2 separate regions of the Homo sapiens genome follow, and region 1 is linked to region 2. The links are chromatin contacts, found by Hi-C or POLR2A ChIA-PET in ENCODE. All regions are on one chromosome and are shown on one strand. Each heading gives the region's core, a stretch centred on a gene start or an enhancer-like site at or near the end of the contact. The rest is flanking DNA. Distances are from core to core; before and after follow the strand shown.

What was found. Hi-C counts contacts between places; a loop is a spot of excess contacts on that map. ChIA-PET counts read pairs that join two places held with the same protein, here RNA polymerase II (POLR2A). Pooled maps may share reads with other maps.
Region 1: a pooled map shows a loop between it and region 2 (3-fold over the local background). The contact joins two enhancer-like sites. A Hi-C loop is called at or near these places in 1 of 37 single-sample maps with no recorded cell type and 3 of 50 pooled maps. POLR2A ChIA-PET finds 5 or more read pairs at or near these places in 3 of 52 experiments (B cell, Panc1 and WTC11).

Annotation. Positions count from the first base shown.
Region 1 is chr4:8,039,308-8,045,910 of GRCh38, reverse strand. It overlaps ABLIM2 (actin binding LIM protein family member 2), which reads left to right. Exons shown (of 21, transcript NM_001130083.2): 9 at 670-747. Among named protein-coding and RNA genes, the nearest start is that of MIR95, 37 kb to the right of the region's middle. RefSeq lists an enhancer at 5,174-6,129. Within about 2 kb of position 5,102, at least 2 of the 41 ENCODE cell types and tissues checked have a DNase peak (open chromatin) inside an H3K27ac peak, as active enhancers do.
Region 2 is chr4:8,189,770-8,196,498 of GRCh38, reverse strand. It overlaps a transcript of SH3TC1 not described here. Among named protein-coding and RNA genes, the nearest start is that of SH3TC1, 6.2 kb to the left of the region's middle. RefSeq lists enhancers at 3,390-3,439, 4,475-4,999, 6,052-6,577. Within about 2 kb of position 4,943, at least 29 of the 41 ENCODE cell types and tissues checked have a DNase peak (open chromatin) inside an H3K27ac peak, as active enhancers do.

The sequences.
Region 1 (6,603 bases), core at 3,853-6,352, 150 kb after region 2:
CAAGATGGTCCCGTGTTCCCAGGAACCTGGGCCAGTGGACTAAGCTGCAGCGAGTCCCCATAATCCCGGTGGAAAATGACGCCTCTGAGCATAACCGGAGCTTGCAGAATGGCTTGGCCTGTGCATCACTCTGGTCTCATGTGGCCCACCATGTCTGCCTGATGCTAGCTTTTCAGTCATTCATCCAAGCCTGTGTGTTTATTCCAAGAATTCCTTCAGCCCCAACTTTATTTATTTATTTATTTATTCATTCATTCATTCATTGAGATGGAGTCTCTCTCTGTCACCCAGGCTGGAGTGCAGTGGCGCGATCTTGGCTCACTGAGCACCGCCTCCCAGGTTTAAGCGATTCTCCTGCCTCAGCCTCCTGAGTAGCTGGGATTACAGGTGCCCGCCACCACACCCGGCTAATTTTTGTATTTTTAGTAGAGACAGGGTTTCACCATGTTGGTCAGACTGATCTCGAACTCCTGACCTCGTGATCCGCCCACCTCAGCCTCCCAAAGTGCTGGGATTATAGGCGTGAGCCGCCGTGCCCGGCCCAGCCCCAACTTTAAAGAAACACCGCAGTGCGCTGGCGTGGCTGCTGGAGTGGAACTCCTGACAGTCGCCTCTGAAGGCCCCGAATGTTGGTACCTGCCTTCAATCTCTTCCTCTCTCCTTTCTCAGGAAACCAGAACTTCCTCAGAGAGCATCATTTCTGTCCCTGCTTCCAGCACCTCAGGGTCTCCGAGCCGTGTGATTTATGTAAGTCAGGGCCTTTTTATGGGGACGGCGGTGGGAGGGTGGAGAGAGAAGGGGGGCCCGGTGGCCGTGGCTAAGCCCACCCCTAAGAGAGTTTTCCGAGAACTATCATCTGGGGCCTGAGGTACGGCCATTGCTCTTGTCCCTGCTTCGGGGTGGAGGTTGGTACAGGCTTTATGAGTCTGAAACACAGACATGTTTGTTTGACCCGGCAATTCCCCTGGGAACCTGTCCCCAATTATCTGGTGACAAGAGCCACACAGTGGTGTGTACACAGCTGTTGTTTATAGTGGTGCAGACACGTCACATCAACAGCCGACAGTTGGGGCTTGCCAGACACCCAGGCGGGACCCTGCAGAGTTTGCAAATAACGGCACGGATCTGTGTACATCAACACGCACGCTCTCCCAGCGTGTTCCCTAAAAGAAGCAAGTTAAGGGTGATGTAAATTATGTGATCCCGTTTTCGTTCGTTCGAGAGAGAGAGAGAGAGAGAGACTCTGTGTGTGTGTGTGTGTGTGTGTGTCTGTGCGCCTCACACGCTTCCATAATCACATACAAATATAAAAATGATTGAAAACATTTTAACAAGTTGTTACCAGAAATTTCCTCTGGGTGGTGGGATTCGAGATGGGAGATTATTCTATTTAATATTTAATACATTTAATATTGTATATTTAAATTTATATATGTATACATACATATACATATGTATATGTAAATTTAATATTTAATATTGTATTTAATGTTTGCTAATATTGCTTGTGTAAATACCAAAATTCCTTATCTAGGCGAGGACCCCCAGGCGCCAGGTGAGGGATGGCTTATGCGGTGGTGGCCAGGGGTCACCCGGGACTGCCATGTAGGCTGCCCCTGCACCAGAACCCAGCACTGGAATGGCTGGTGACTGGGACAAGCCCCTTCTCCCCTCCCCGTCCCCGCCAGGCCAGGACCTGGGTTCTTCATGCCTCAGCGGAGGCTGGATCCACTGGGTTTCTAGGCTCCAGAACTTTAAGACAGTTTATTGGATCTGCTGTCTGCTGTGCTTCTTTTCGACCCTCCTCTCTCATAGTGGTTGGACACAGGGTCCTTCCTGACCTTAATCCTGACAGTGCCACTGAGGGGTGCACGAGTCCTCAGTTACCATGACGCACTGCTGGCCTGGAGAGTGAGTGGCACTGTGGCGCTTGGGATGTGCACTCTGAAGCTTAGGCGGGCGCATGAAGGCACCAGGTTGGCTGCATGCCCTGGGCGAGGTGCCGCCCGCCTGGAGCCTCTGGGAGCCCCTCAGTAATCCACGGAGACCCCCAGGCACCTTCGGTCCAGGGCTCACTGAGGCGCTGCCTGGGTGGCAGTGAGCACAGCGCCTGCCCAGAAGAAGGCTGTGGGAAACGCTTGCTGCCGTTACTGTTACCATCATCTGTGTCAGCCTCCTGGGGGCTTGAACAACAGAAATAAATTGTCTCAAAGTTCCAGAGCCTGGAAACCCAGGATCAAGGAGTCAGCAGGGTTGGCTCCCCATCCCTGGCCCGCAGGCGGCCGTCCTCTCCTTGCATCATCACGGGTCATCTGTGTGCATCCGGGTCCTGATTTCTTCCCATAAGGACACCAGGCAGATTGGATTGGATCCACCCTAACGGTCTTGTTTTAACTTGATGACCTCTCTTAAGGCCCTGCATCCAAATGCAGTCACATTCTGAGGTCCTGAGGGTTAGGACTTTACCAACACAGGAATTCGGGGAGACACAGTTCAGTCCATAATACCATCATCATCCTCATGAATAATGATTATGACAATTATCATGTGAATGAGATCATGTTTGTGTAGGCGCACAAAGGTATGGTCTGTTTCCTCACCCATTGAAAGGGTCACAGCTGACACTCCTATAACGAGAGACAAGTTCACAAGAGAAAAGCATGACAGACGTATTTAATCAAAGTTTTAGGTGACACAGGAGCCTTCAGGGACGCAGGTCCAAAGACCCAGGGAGGACTGTCCTTTTTAGTTTTGGTTTTGAGACAAGGTCTGGCTCTGTCGCCCAGGCTGGAGTGCAGTGGTGAGATCATGGCTCATGGCAGCCTCAACCTCCCCGGGCTCAGGCGATCCTCCCACCTCAGCATCCCGAGTAGCTGGGACTACAGGCATGCACCATCACACCTGGCTAATTTTTGTATTTTTTGTTGAGATGAGGTCTTTTTATGTTGCCCGGGCTGGTCTTGAACTCCTGGCCTCAAGCAATCCACCTGCCTCAGCCTCCCAAAGTGCTGGGATTATAGGTTTGAGTCATCACGTCTGGCCAACACTGTTCTTTTTTTTTTTTTTTTTTTGAGTTGGAGTTTCGCTCTTGTTGCCCAGGCTGGAGTGCCACGGCTCCATCTCAGCTCACTGCAACCTCCACCCCCTGGGTTCAAGCGATTCTCCTGCCTCAGCCTCTCAAGTAGCTAGGATTATAGACATGTGCCACCACACCCAGCTAAGTTTGTATTTTTAGTAGAGACGGGGTTTCTCCATGTTGGTCAGGCTGGTCTCAAACTCCCGACCTCAGGTGATCCACTCGCCTGGCCTGCCACAGTGCTGGGGTTACAGGCGTGAGCCGCTGTGCCTGGCCTATTTTTATGCTTAGATTGGATGATAACTGGGTGGCCATGTAGAAATATGATTGGACAAAATGTGTGTGATCTGATGGGAACAGACTGAGTGGGGAAACAGCAGGGCCGTCTGCTCAGATGCTCCTTGGCCTCTCTGGGGAGTCCTTCTTCCTCCAGGTATAGGGCACAGGGGGTCTTAGGACCTACTCTCAGGCAAGCTAGGTCAGAGAATGGCTCCATGGCCAGGTTGTGCACAGAATGAGGGAAAGGTTAGACTCATGTTTCTAGGCTTCATGGCTGGCTTTGGGGAGGAACTTCTAGTTTCTATGACCCGCCTTGGGGAAGAGGAACTCTGGTTGGTATGGCTCACTTCAGCGGGGGTAGGAAGGAAGAGGGTGAGAGACAGGAGGGCAGGAGGCGGTCAGAGAGACCCTGCTTCCGAGGCCTTCCACTCTCCCTTAGGTCAAAGTCCTCAGCATGCTGTGGCTCCGTACTTTGGGGTATTGTTTTCTGAGCGCCAACATTTGCAAAGCACTTGGCATCCGGCTTGGTGCCTGCTAAGCGCTCATTCGTGGTAGCTGTTGCTGTTGCTGTTGTTGCTGCTGTTGTTGTTGGAACCTGCACGGCACATAGTAACTGCTCATTAAATATGAGCTCTTTTTTTTTTCTTTTTTTGAAGTGGAGTCTCACTGTGTCGCCCAGGCTGGAGTGCAGTGGTGCAATCTCAGCTCACTGCAAGCTGCGCCTCCCAGGTTCACGCCATTCTCCTGCCTCGGCCTCCCGAGTAGCTGGGACAACAGGCACCCGCCACCATGCATGGCTAATTTTTTTTGTATTTTTAATAGAGACGGGGTTTCACCGTGTTAGCCAGGATGGTCTCAATCTCCTAACCTGGTGATCCACCCACCTTGGCCTCCCAAAGTGCTGGGATTACAGGCGTGAGCCACCGTGCCCAGCCTCTTTTTTTTTTTTTTTTTAAACAAACTGGCATTTGCAAGGAGCGTGGGATGGTAGTGACTGTGTGTGCATGCAGTGAGCAGTGACAGCGGCCTCTGTTGTCATGGTCCCACTTTCAAGGCCATGCAACACTTTCAAGGCAGAGCTGGGCTTGGAGCCCACAGGTCTCCGTGACTCCGAGGCTTAGGTTTTTTCCAGGAGACCCTGCTGCTCAGTGCTGTAAACAGCCATGGTGGCTCCTTTCTTCTTGCATCAGGCAGTTACAAGCATGGGTGAGCACAAGCTCCCTGTGGAGCCCTGGGGACCCAGCCACGATCAGGCCAGATGGCATCCCTGTTCTGGGTAGGGGAAGGAGTTCCCGTCCACAGGAGAGATCGGGGCAGACCCAAGTGGGGGTTTCAGGTGGGACGCCTGCCAAGGGATGTTGGTGGGCAAAGAATTTCTGCACCAGTGGGGCATGCACTTGACCCAGGTCAACTGCAGCGTGGTGCACTGTGTCTCAGCTTTGATGGACTTCCTGCTCGGCCAAGTAGGTGTGCTCACAATTCCAGTTTTAAACAGAAGGCCTCGAACAAATTAATCCAGTCTCCCGGCTCTTAGTTTGACACAAGGGAGAATGTGTGGGGTGCCATGCTGCTTCCTCTTGGCCTCAGAGCTGCCCAGGGACCTGCCATCAGTGTGCCCACGTCGCTGATGCCACTCTGAGATATGAGCTGACTTTGCAGCCTCTAAGTAATGGAGCCACAATGCAAGGACACGTGCTCCCAATTCTGACACGTGCTCCAAGCACCATGGTCAGCACCCAGCCTGGCTGCATCCCAGCCCTCCCAGGGGCCAGACAGGCCAGAAGCCCGAACAGCCCTGCTCTCTCTCCCACCTTGGGGTTGGTGCCACATGAGTGGGCACTGCACACGGTCCGGCTCTTCACCAAGATGATGTGATGTGGTGGGCAAGCCCTCCTTATCCCAGGGTTCTGCCCTGCTTTTCTTTTCTTTTCTTTTTTTTTTTTTTGAAATGGAGTCTCGCTCTGTCGCCCAGGCTGGAGTGCAGTGGCACGATCTTGGCTCACTGCAACTTCTGCCTCCCGGGTTCAAGCAACTCTCCTGCCTCAGCCTCCCAAGTCTGTGAGATTACAGGCGCCCACCACCATGCCTGGCTAACTTTTGTATTTTTAGTAGAGACAGGGTCTCACCATGTTGGCCAGGCTGGTCTCAAACTCCTGGCCTCAGGTGACCCACCTACCTTGGCCTCCCAAAGTGCTGGGGGTACAGGTGTGAGCCACTGCGCCTGGCCACCCTGCTTTTTATCTCACCTCTGCTGGTGTCTGTCATCAACCTACTGTGCGCCTGGCCCCCTGCTCTGTGCTGAGCACCCCCACGGTCTCAGAAAGGGGCCGTTCCATGTCCCCGTCGGGTGCTTTGCAGGTTGCAGCTGCCCACCCCTGCCTGCTGTGGGTGGTTGTCAAATGCAGCATCCCCTTCCTTCACCGTGAGGAAGAGACCGGCTCCCCCTGCCATTCACGTGCACAGGAATGCACCAGAATCCACCAAGTGGCTGCATCTCCTCCACGGACCGTGAGGGCTTGGCGGGCAGGGACTGGGCCTCGTTCATCTTAGTTTCCAGGATAAAATGTGCACACAGTAGACCCTCCATAAACCATGGGGCTTTTGGACATCACCTATTTTACTGCTCTTTTCTTTCTGCCAAAAGCAATCTGCATTTATTAAAAAAAAAAAAAAAAAAAAAACAGTAATCAGCACACCAGAGGAAATTAAAGCATTTACATCCTGCCAGCCACAGTGGCCCTGCCGATGCTTCTGAGATACCCTTCAGGTCTCGCTTCTGTGTGTGTGTAATTTTTATAACATGGGGTCACACTGAACATATTATTTTGTAACCTTTATTTCAACATGGCAATAGTGCAGAGTATAAAAGCAACGTTCTTCCATTCTGTGTTATCATTGACTGGGTTATATGGTAATGATACTGTTGTAAGTGGCCATATTAGTGTGTATTATGCTGGGTGGAGTGTGGGAAGGAAGAAGGCAAAGAGGAAAAACCCTTTACACACACTCCAGAGACCTTCCGCCAATTAGAGAGTGCAGCCCGTTGTCATGGCAACCACCCAAGGACTTGGCATGGGGGAAAGTGGATCTGCAAGGCCACTTAGCAACCTGTCTGAGGGGTCGGGCAGGGGCTGTTGGCATCGTGCAGGCTGCCCTCTCTGACCCCTGCTGTCAGGGCTGGGTGGTTCAGGGAAGCCTGAGGAAGGCTGGGAGCTAACCCAGGGCAAGGCGGCCCCCTATGCTGTGGG
Region 2 (6,729 bases), core at 3,694-6,193:
TTCCTGGGTGAGTGGCCACCCCCGAGGCATCTGCCACCCCAGTGCCCAGGACCTGTGGATGCCCACAGAAGCACCCAACATCACCCCACCCCACCCCTCCAGGTCTTCCTCTCCCCACGTCCCCACCAGTGCCACCTGTAGCCTCTGAGGCTCCCTCCCCTGCTCAGCGAGTCTTCTCCACCGAGGGTCACATTCGTGCCTCGGGTCCAACACATCCATCAACACAACCTCATGGAGTGGTCACTTCCTCCAAGTAGCCCTGGGTGTCAGGCGGGTGGGGACGTGAGATCTGTGGCCAGGCCCTGAGTCATCGTAAAGATTAAATTAGACTCAAGGACTTTTCTAACAAGCCAAGCACAGGTGCACACCTCAGTTGCACTGAGATTCTGTGCATGTAACAAATGCCCGTGCCGGGTCCTCTCCGCAGCCTTGGCCCAGCGAGGAGCACAGAGGGGCTGCGCTCGACAGGCAGGTGGGGAAGAACCGACGTCCCTGGGAGGTTAGCGCCTCCTACCAGTGCCCTGGCCTCGTCACCCCCATCACGGGATGGGGCTGCCCTGTGCCCCTGCTCAGATGATGGCCCCAAGGGGCTGTGGGGAGAAGTGGGGAGTTGGCGCCCAAGACCACCTGTGTCAACTTGCTGCCTGCCTGTGGCACCTCCTTCTCTGGGCCTCAGTTTCCCATCTGTGACCTGAGACTCAAAGCGGGTGCCCCCAGTTCTCCAGCCTGCTCACACCTCCACCCCTTCTCCAGAGTAGGCAGAACACATTTCATCTCCTGGCCAGAGATGCTTGGCTTCCCCTGTGTTTGTTTTTCTGGAAGCTACGTTGAAAAAAGCCCCCAGACGGGCTCCACATCCACACACGGGTCTGGAGACATTTCCTCTCCTGGCCATTGTCCCCTGCTGTGGCTGGAGACCCCGTATCCTGTTTGTCTCTGCAGCTGTACTTCTGGCCCAAGGCCGGGGGAATTTTCCAAGAGCCTCCCCAACTGCACAGAGCACCCCGACTCCACACAGCACACCCAGCAGCCTCCTAGAGGAAGGTGCCTGAGCCTTCAGGGCTGGGGGCTTTCCAAGCACGCCCAACTGGAGGCTGCAGACACTGGGGCAGAAGCACACACAGCCCTGCCTGCCAGAGGACCTGTCCGAACCCCAGCTCAGGCTTCAATTCTCCCGGGACAATCTGTCACTCCTCTGGGCCTCAGTCTCTCCATCTTGCAAATGGTAGAGTTGGGCTTGGAGATTTCTAAGTGCCCTCCAGTTCTGCTCCCTGATGTGGTTGTAATAAATTCAAATTGTCACTTGCCAAGAAGATGCTCAGTCCTTCACAAGGATTGTCATCACATGGGGCTTGCTGATGGCGCCACCAGCTTGACTGTCTCCTGATGCCTGCTGGTGAGTATCTCCTGATGCCTGCTGGTGAGTGTCTCCTGATGCCCGCTGGACTGATTCACAGAGGGTCTAGAGGAGGCATGACCTGCCCAGGGCCACACAGCTCCTATGTGGCAGAACCAGCCCAGATCCCAGTCCTTCCAGCACCAAACCTGTGTTCCTCACCCCTCCCTCAACTGCCCTCTGGGGCTTTCTAAGGTGTGAGTGGAGCAGCCGGAGACAAAGGCAGTGGTGCCCTCAATTGCCGGAAACCCCGGGAAGCAAGTCCTGCCCAGGAGTCTGGGGTTTTCCAGGGAACCTAACACCCACTCCTTCGAGCACCAAGCTCCAGAGTTAATCTTTGCAATGGTGCTCTGGAAAGCAACGACCGTCCTCTGTCCCTTTCCTGATCTCTGGGACCAGCTGGTGTTTTACTGAATTATAAGGCAAGGTGACCCATCGCCAGGGTGAGGGGATAGTCTTAGAGTTTCTCCATCTCCCCACCTGCCTTTTACACCAGATTGTTCCCCGTTTCTGGCCTGCTCCGGGCTGGGAAGCTGCTGAACAGGTATGTTAGAGTTAGAGAGAAAACAAAACAAGCCACCCTGACCAGAGGCTTTCCCTGAGGGCGGAACAAGCTCATTTTCAGCAAGTGCTTCCCATCCCAGGGTCTGGCTGCTCAGGAGTCTGGGCAGACAAGGTGCCAGGACACGATTTCTAGCCAGCACTAGAAGCGGCAGGCATGGCCACGATGGCCTGGGAAACGCGAGTGCGCCTTCAGACTTTTTCTGTGACTCTCCCAGGTCGCTCAAAGAAGCTACCAAATCTGTTCCTGTGTCCTTCCTTCAGGAAAGCCCAAATCTGGCCCACCTGGGACAGAGCAGCGTGAAGCCCCCAGCCACACCCTTCAGCTGTGGCTTTTTAGCGCCACCACCAACACCCCCCGCCGCCCCTTTTAATTATCCATCTCGAAGGTCCCAGGACAGCTCCTAGCCAGAGCCTCGGAGGCACACCCTGAGTGCTGACCAGGCTCCCTGAGGCCCGAGCCCCAGGCTGCAACTCAAGCCAGGGGTGCTGGCTGGGGAGCAGGGGCCCTGCCTTCTACCTCCCGCACGGGTGGTGGCTTTTGTCTTTGCGTTTTTCAGCCTCCTGCAGCAAATGATGACAGCTGCAGTCATAGGAAGGCACAGGCAGTTTCTGGCTTCATCACACTGTCTCAGAGCATCTTCAGTTCTCTGCAGTGAATCATCTTGGGCTCAGAAGGTGATCCGGACCTGCCCCCATACCAGCAGGGGTCCTGGGGACTGCATCCCTCACAGGAAACTGCACTTCTGAGGGTCGGTCCCACTCCCCACCTCCAGGTAATGCTGCTTTTTGCAGCTTGGAGCCCCACCTGCCACTGGCGATGGCAGCACCCCCATCTCAGCTCTGCTTTGTGGGACCCTACCTGTCCCATGGTTTGGCTGCTCACAGGAGGAGCTTACAGACAAGTGGAGGAAACTGACTGGGAAACAGATCAGGATGGCAAAGCATGATTGGTGCAGCAGCAAAGGGAGGCCTGGGAGGAAAGAGAGGAGGATGAAATCAAGGAAGGCTTCCTGAAAGAGGAGGCATCTGGGCTGAGACTTGGAGGGAGAGGAACCAGGCAAAGCAGGGGCGTAAAGGGTTTCTCAGGGGTCAGGGCCAGCTCAAACAATTGTGCTCCTGGCAGGCAGTGAAGTGGCTCCCACAGCCACTTCAGGGGACTATGGACACTGGTAGCCAAGGAGAGGCCAGCATGCTTGCACCCCAAGGGGTTAATCTACAATGCCATAAAAGTGACTCTCAGGAATGCGGAGGCCAGGGGCTAGAGGCTACCCATACTCTCCCCACTTTCGCAGGCTGCTGGTTCTCCCATTGGCCCTGTCCAGCAGAAACAGGCGCGCAGGAGCCTCCAAGGTCGTTCTAGAAGAGGGGAGGCAAACGTGCTCTGGGTAGGGCCGGGGGATGCGTATTTGGCTTTGCCAGCCATCAGGTCCGTCACAACCCTGCCCTTACAGCAGGAAAGCAGACAGATAGCAGTAAGTGAACAGGTGTGGCCATATGCCAAGAAAACTATCTATTATACAAGACAGGGGGCCAGATGTGGTCATGTGGTTTGTGGACCACAGAGCTGAGGCTGTCTTGTGCTGTGAAACAGGCTTGAAACATGGTACATCACGTCAGGCCCCGCTTCACTGCTCCACCCTGGTCATGCCTGCAACTGTGCAAATATATGCACAGAGAAGCCAATCACCAGGTGGCGACATGAACCTAAACTCGGAGCAGAAGAGAAGGCAACAAATAAAGACAAGTGGGCCGGGCACCGTGGCTCACGCCTGTAATCCCAGCACTTAGGGAGACCAAGGCAGGTGGATCACGAGGTCAGGAGTTTGAGACCAGCCTGACCAACACAGTGAAACCCCACCTCTACTAAAAATACAAAAATTAGCTGGGCGTTGTGGCACACGCCTGTGATCCCAGCTACTCAGGAGGCTGAGGCGGGAGAATTGCTTGAACCCAGTAGGCAGAGGTTGCAGTGAGCTGAGATCATGCCACGGCACTCCAGCCTGGGCAACAGAGTGAGACTCCATCTCAAAAATAAAATGAAATAAAATAAAATAAAATAAAATAAAATAAAATAAAATAAAATAAAATAAAGACAAGTGGTTGGATAAGAAGATTGTAATTTACAACCTTCAGGCTTACAAATGGGGAGACTGAGGGGCAGGGCGAAAATGACCTTTACCCAAGGTCACAGGAAGGAGAGTTCCTGGTGATTCCGTGGCCCTTTCATTTTAAAGGTGACTGAGGGCCGGGCGCAGTGGCTCACGCCTGTAATCCCAGCACTTTGGGAGGCCGAGGGGGGTGCAGATCACTTGAGGTCAGGAGTTCGGGACCAGCCTGGCCCACATGGTGAAATCCCATCTCTAATAAAAAAAAATACAAAAATTAGCTGAGTGTGGTGGCAGGTGCCTGTAATCTTAGCTACTTGGGAGGCAGAGGTGAGAGAATCACTTGAACCTGGGAGGCCGAGGTGGCAGTGAGCCGAGATCGCGCCATTGCACTCCAGCCTGGGTGACAGAGCAAGACTCCGTCTCAAAAATAATAAATAAATAAATAAATAAATAAATAAATAAATAAATAAATGTAACTCAGAGATCAGCTCCTGCCCCTGGAAAACACAGCCCGGCCGGACCCCAGCTCCACGCTGAGCAGCCCCGTCATCTTTCCCGGCCTCCGATTCCTCCTGTATAAAATGCTGTCTCTGCTGAACGCAGTGTTTCCCAGAAACACAAACAAGCAAAGATGGCCCCGCACACCTCCCAAGGCATTATCAAGCCCTACTCAGACCCAAGAATGGGGGGAAGGACCTGCACAAATCTCTCCTGAGGTTCCTTCCTGAGTTGATTCCTCTGCGCACCCAAGTTTGAGGACGGGTGTATCCGGGCCGGCATGATAAGCCGCTAGCCTGGAGCCCCGTACCAGCTGGTGCTGGAATGGTAGCATGATGAGTCATCCCCCGGAAAGGGCTAGGACGGTGCCCTATTCAGCAGCGCTCACACCATGTGTTATTTCTGGCCTTTGCTGCTGAAACCGGCCCCTGATCAGAAGAGCAGAGCTCTAGGCCCCATGATTTCAGGAACTGCTCTTTGCAAAACGAGGACACGGGGCTCATAGGCTTTCCAGATGACTGATGGCCACCCCAGCCGGATGGGTGGCTGGGCCGCCGGGTCGGAGGCCTGCAGGAAGTGGTCAGCAGTTCTCGTGCCTGGGCTGGAACTGAAGACACCCACCCCCGAACTGGCCGGAATGTCCTGATTTGTCGGGGCAGGCGTCAGCCTGGAGCCCAGGGAATCGCTGACTCTGCGGCCCAGCAGGTCCACAGTCCTTCCTTCTCCCTGGGTCTGCCTGACCTGCTGACCAGGTGCCTGAGACTCCTTAGCACAGTGCTCCTCATCTGGGGGTGGTGAGGGAAGCGAGCTGTTTCCCCAGAGGAGATTTCAGAAGAGGGACCTTCCTTCCTTGGAGGAAGCTGACCAAAGAGCCCTCACTGCCTACATAGGAGCCCCCACAGCAGCCCTGCAGCTCCCGCCAGTCCTCAGCATCTCCACCTTTAAAACCACAAGGAACAGAGGTGCGGAGAGGGTAAAATCACAGAGCCAGGGCTGGGCGCAGTGGATTACGCCTGTAATCCTAGCACTTTAGGAGGCCGAGGCAGGAGGATCGCTTGAGTCCAGGAGTTCAAGACCAGCCTGGGCAACATGGTGAAACCCGTCTCTACAAAAAATACAAAAAAATTAGCTGGGCATGGTGGTGCGTGCCTGTAGTCCCAGCTGCTCGGGAGGCTGAGGTGGGAGCATTGCTTGAGCCCAGGAGTTGGAGGCTGCAGCGAGCGATAACCACACTACTGCACTCCAGCCTGGGCGACAGAGCCAGGCTCTGTCTCCAAAAAAAGATCACAGAGCCAGAAGAGGCCAAGCCTCAGAAACACCCTGTGGACCAGCCGGCTGGTGGGGTGTGGGTGACCGAGAGAGTGCACAGAGGAGAAGGTCCCAGATGAGGGCACACAGCAGGGGCTGCAAGGCTGCCATTCTCCCAAGAGCCCGGGGACATCAGATCCCAGCTTACAGATGAGTCCCCCCAGGACCTCCAATCCCATAGGCCCGAACTCCTCAGAGCCCCAACTTTCCTGAATCAGGGGTGGGACCCCAGCTGGAATTTTGGCATTCTGCAGAGCCCAGTGATGGGGGTTGATCCTGACCTTGGCTTACACAGTCATTAACCCAACCCAAGCACACAGTCCCCCAACTCCGCCGAAGGAGTGAAGTCCTCCCAGCTGGGAGCCATCTCCTGGGAGCTCGAGGCTCCGAGGCTGAGGTCACAGCAGGCAGAGGGGAGGAGGGCTCCAAGGGGGATTCCTGCAGACTCCCTGCTACCCACCTGGACTGGGCCAGATGTCACGGGGAGCACACTGGTGATCGCAGGCACCTGCGGCCAGTGCTGCCGCCTCCCAGCAAAACCTCAAGTGCTACTTTCCAGGCCCTACTTCCTGGCCTCGCATCAACGCACCCACGCCGCGCTCCCCAAAACTACCCAGGCACAGGTCACCAGTGTTTTCCACGTGGCCAAGCCCAGCAGTCCCTTCCCGGCTCCCTCTTCCATGTCTCTCTGGGCCACTGGTCCACCCGCTGACCACACCCTTTGGACACCTCCCGTTTCCCAGCCTCCTCCTCCCTAAAGGTCATGCCTTCTCTAAGGGCCACACTCTGTGCGGGGAGCTCACGCCGGCGGGGTCTTCAGAGCCATCTGCTTTCACTGAGGTCCCCAGGCTGCAG